Regions from separate parts of the Homo sapiens genome. Here region 2 is linked to region 1. Evidence: read pairs that join two places in POLR2A ChIA-PET (ENCODE). Cell type or tissue: OCI-LY7. All regions are shown on one strand.

Region 1 (2,500 bases):
TCAGCACTCAGTTAAATGGCACGTCTTCCAAGAAGTCTTCTCTGATCACCCAGGCTGAAGTAATTTGCCTGCATTATTCTCTCTCATAGTACCTTGTCCTTCACAGTTAAGGTGACCATATCATTTGTAGTCCAACCTGGGACATTTTTGAGAGTAAAGGGGAATGCTTTTATTTTACACAGGGACAACAGGTATAGATTAGGTTACCCTATTCATAGCTTTTTTTTTTTTTTTTTTTTTTGAGACGGAGTCTCGCTTTGTCGCCCAGGCTGGAGTGCAGTGGCGCCATCTCAGCTCACTGCAAGCTCCGCCTCCCGGGTTCATGCCATTCTCCTGCCTCAGCCTTCCTAGTAGCTGGGACTACAGGCGCCCGACACCACGCCCGGCTAACTTTTTTGTATTTTTAGTAGAGACGGGGTTTCACTGTGTTAGCCAGGACGGTCTCGATCTCCTGACTTTGTGATCCGCCCGCCTCGGCCTCCCAAAGTGCTGGGATTACAGGCGTGAGCCACCGCTCCTGGCCATAGTTGTTTACTTGTCTAGTGTCTGTCTCACTAAACTTTATTCTGCAGGGATGGGGACCATACCTATTTTATTTACTATTGAATATACAGAGCCTTGCACAGAGTATTTAATAAATATTTGTTGGATGAATAAGATGCCTCCAATTTTAGTAGCAGGTGCTTTTCATTAAGTCTCTTGAATTAATGTGGTGGAAGTTTTTCCCTCTAGAGGAATCTTGCAATAATGTGTATTACTTTGCCTCTCTTGGGAATGTGGTGTGTTCTGTACAGTTCAGCAAAGCAAGGAAACACTTAGGCAACTAAAATAATAGAGGGTAACTGATGCTGAGGCTAGTGAATGTCGTTACCTCAGATCTGGAGTTCCTATCTTGTCAGATTCTAGGGAAATGCCACACATTTTTTAGTGATGGCCAGGGACAGATTTGGAAGGCTATTGAGTTCATATGGGTGTTGTCTTGTATGGGATGTCCCATTCTTTGAAGCTTATAGGTTTTTGAAACCTTGGCTTAGTAATATACCTTCTACCAGAGTATAGGAGCTCTTTGAGTGTCTTCTATAAGCTCATGAAATTTTAAGACTTGTTAAATAATTTATTCCTTGGTGTTTTTTTTTTTTTTTTTTGAGATGGAGTTTCGCTCTTGTTGCCCAGGCTGGAGTGCAATGGTGCAACCTCGGCTCACCGCAACCTCCGCCTCCCGGGTTCAAGTGATTCTCCTGCCTCAGCCTCCTGAGTAGCTGGGATTACAGGCATGCACAGCCACACCCAGCTAATTTTGTATTTTTAGTAGAGACGGGGTTTCTCCGTGTTGGTCAGGCTGGTCTCGAACTCCCGACCTCAGGTGATCCGCCCGCCTCAGCCTCCCAAAGTGCTGGAATTACAGGCGTGAGCCACTGTGCCCAGCATTATTCCTAGTGTATTAAAGAACCAAATAGGCTCTGAGTTATTTTTTGGTGTTTATAGGGTATGATAAGTCTGTCACTAGATCTTTAGTGAGTAGTAAAGATCTGAAAGAGAGGTGATTTTCTGAAGTTAGAAAGTTGGCTCTTGTGACCAATGAGTGCCACCATTTAGAGGGGGTGGGGTAGTGTGGATGGGACTGTTAAGCAGGAGCTGTTAAGAAGCAGTTCTCTTCTTATGTTTGACCTCAGGTAGATATAGCTCTTGGTTAGTTTGTGGATTATCTTTGCCTTTAGGGTTTTCCTTGTTTACTAGCATTGTTGTAAACTAGCTGATTACCCAGTTTTTGAGGAAAGCAGCAGGAAGTAATAGCTTGGGGAACACCAGAAATCTTTACTTTTCTTACTCTGTGGCCTGCTTGCCAAATCTTGAAAGAGGTTTGCTGGGAAGAGGAGTCAGAAACTAAAAACTAAAATTAGGTTGGAGGGTTATCTTTGGATTTCGTTTATTCATTCTTCCGTTTGCAGAGATGTTTATGAGTAAGCTATATTGGCTTTCCCTTGAAATCAACCTTTTAGGATGCTTTGCGATTCCTTTTTGGAGATTGACTTAGAATTAGAGAGAGCCTTTTGGGCTACTGCTGAAAACAGCTATTTCGGGCAGCTATTAACATGTTGCATGAATGACGTGAAAAGTTAGTCTCATTTTTAAGATCACGGACTTGAGTTTTTCTTAAGATGGAGGATCATTTAAGCATATGGAAGGGAACTAATGTACTCTGGGATGTCTGGAAGAAAACTGTTGAAGTTTCAGTTGCTTGCAGTCTGGAGAAGCACTAGCCTACTCTATTTATTTTATTTTATTTATTTATTTTTTGAGACGAAGTCTTGCTCTGTCGCCCAGGCTGGAGTGCAGTGGCGCCATCTCGGCTCACTGCAAGCTCCACCTCCCGGGTTCATGCCATTCTCCTGCCTCAGCCTCCCGAGTAGCTGGGACTACAGGCGCCCGCCACCATGTCCGGCTAATTTTTTTGTATTTTTAGTAGAGACGGGGTTTCACCATGTTGGCCAGGATGGTC
Region 2 (2,500 bases), 930 kb after region 1:
ATGAAGGAGGGGGGCGGAGGAGAGGGAAATGCATGTTTCCACAAATGGACCATGAGCCCACCAGGCAGGCTCTAGATGGGGAAAAAAACCCCTTACATTATCATGTGACTTGTACAAGAAAAAAGGTACCTGCAAAGGGTCAAGGGACCAGAGAGGAGAACTTGAGAGGTATTCTGGAGGAGGCGACTTTTGATGTGAGCTTTCTAGGTGAGTAAAGGGCATTGTAGATGAAAGGACTGGCTGGTAAGTGGCCAGCAGATAGAAATACAGGCTGAGCTCAGGGGAGGGTACACCCAGAGGTGGGGAGGAAGGTAGGAAGTGAAAAAGGAGGCTGGGCGTGGTGGCTCACGCCTGTAATCCTAGCACTTTGAGTGTCCGAGGCAGGCGGATCACTTGAGGTCAGGAGTTTGAGACCAGCCTGGCCAACATGGTGAAACCCCATCTCTACTAAAACTACAAAAATTAGCTGGGTGTGGTGGTGTGCGCCTGTAGTCCCAGCTACTCAGGAGGCTAAGGTATGATAATTGCTTGAACCCGGGAGGCGGAGCTTGCAGTGAGCGAAGATCATGCCACTGCACTCCAGCCTGGGTAACAGAGTGAGATCCTGTCTCAAAAAAAAAAAAAAAGGAAGTGAAAAAGGAAAGGGAGAAGGCCAGAATGGAAAGGAGCTAAAGACAGACTGAGCAAGGCAGAGTTGGAGGCCAGCGCAGGAAGGGCTCAAAACATTTGCAAGGACAGTTCACATCCCACTGGTATGTCAGCTTAGATTTAAAGCACTACCCAGAGTTATTCAAAGCCAGACAGGAGAACTGCAGGCATCAGAATGCCCTGGGGACGGGTCCAAAATGCAGAATCCTAAGCCCCTAAAGAGTCACTCTACGATGAGATCCAAGAATTTGGGCTGGATCCCACTTCTCCTGTCCCCTGCCCTCACCACTGAGGACCTAAAGCATAATAAAAGGGGACAATCTCTGCCCTAAATAATCCCTTTTGGCAGTTACTTTCTGTTTTCAAACTTCAAATCTGTCCTCTGGGACTAACCTAGGAGATGAGGGATAAGGGAATTAACATTTATGGAAAATGGAGGAACCCACATAGGCACCTGTGTTCACCTAATATTCCTTACCAAGCAGTGGGTGCTGCCATTATCTCCATTGTATGGATGAGAAAACAGGCTTAAAAGAGGTTAATCGACCAGGTGCGGTGGCTCACGCCTGTAATCCCAGCACTTTGGGAGACCGAGGACAGCGGATCACGATGTCAGGGGATCGAGACCATCCTGGCTAACACAGTGAAACCCCGTCTCTACTAAAAATACAAAGAAAAAAAAAAATTAGCTGGGCGTGCTGGTGGGCGCCTGTAGTCCAAGCTACTCAGGAAGCTGAGGCAGGAGAATGGCGTGAACCCGGGAGGCAGAGCTTGCAGTGAGCCAAGATCGCGCCACTACACTCCAGCCTGGGCGACAGAGCGAGACTCCATCTCAAAAAAAAAAATAAAATAAAATAAAGAAAAAAAGAATTAGCTGGGCATGGTTGCGCACGTCTGTAGTCCCAAGCTACTCGGGAGGCTGAAGCAGGAGAATTGCTTGAACCCGGAGGCAGAGGTTGCAGTGAGCCAAGATCACGCCACTGCACTCCAGCCTGGTGACAGAGCGAGACTTCGTCTCTAAAAAAAGAAAAAGAAAAAGGAAAAAAAAAAAAAGAGGTTAAGTAACTTGGGCGGGGGCGGCCAGAGCCACAGAACTAGTAAGTGATAGAAGTAGGATTCTCACCTAGTTCTTTCTGATGCTAGTTGGAGAGGCAGCTTTGTTCAGTGGGTTTTAGAGCCAGGGCTGCTTAGGTTTGGATCTCACCTCTATCCCATATTATTTGCTGGGACTTCCTTAAAACAGTGTGGGGCTCAGGGCAACCCAATGAGTATGGGGCTAAGACAGCTGCCACCGAGTCAGCATTTTTCACAGGCCCCTCGAGATAGCACTGAAGACAGAAATTTCTAAATTGAATTTTATTGATGTTCAGGAAAGAGAAGTCAGTCACAACCCCCCTTGGCCCTCAGCCCCAAGCAGAGAGCCCAGAGTGTGTGACCTCAGGCAAGTACCAAAACCTCTCTGTGCCTCAGTTCCTCATCTGTAAATTGGGGCAAATGTCAGTTGATGTGAGGATTAAATATGATGATATCCTGGCTGGGCACAATGGCTCATGCCTGTAATCCCATAACTTTGGGAGGCTGAGGCCGCTGGATTGCTTGAGGCCAGGAGTTCAAAACCAGCCTGGCCAACATGGTGAAACCCCATTTCTACCAAATATACAAAAATTAGCCAGGCATGGTGGTGCATGCCTGTAGTCCCAGCTACTTGGGAGGCTGAGGCACAAGAATCGCTTCAACCCAGGAAGCAGAGGTTGCAGTGAGCTGAGATTGCGCCACTGCACTGCAGCCTGGATGACAGAGTGAGACTCTGTCCCAAAACAAAAAGAAAAGCAAAGCAAAGAAAGAAAAGGAG

What was found. ChIA-PET counts read pairs that join two places held together with the same protein. Peaks named below come from ENCODE experiments on the same cell type or tissue, not always from the same donor. Only the 100,000 strongest peaks of a DNase experiment are listed, where the experiment ranks them.
Region 2: POLR2A ChIA-PET joins it to region 1 with 8 read pairs; 1 of 35 experiments calls an interaction of 5 or more read pairs at or near these places.

The regions. Positions count from the first base shown.
Region 1 is chr17:44,059,963-44,062,462 of GRCh38, reverse strand. All of the region lies in intron 2 of LSM12 (LSM12 homolog), which reads left to right. Among named protein-coding and RNA genes, the nearest start is that of LSM12, 5.5 kb to the left of the region's middle. In OCI-LY7, no CTCF peak of the experiment used is centred here; no DNase peak of the experiment used is centred here.
Region 2 is chr17:43,131,764-43,134,263 of GRCh38, reverse strand. NBR2 (neighbor of BRCA1 lncRNA 2) reads right to left here. Exons shown (of 8, transcript NR_138145.1): 3 at 1,541-1,665; 4 at 1,127-1,308. It also overlaps a transcript of BRCA1 not described here. Among named protein-coding and RNA genes, the nearest start is that of NBR2, 7.5 kb to the right of the region's middle. In OCI-LY7, no CTCF peak of the experiment used is centred here; no DNase peak of the experiment used is centred here; H3K4me3 peaks cover 342 bases; H3K27ac peaks cover 790 bases.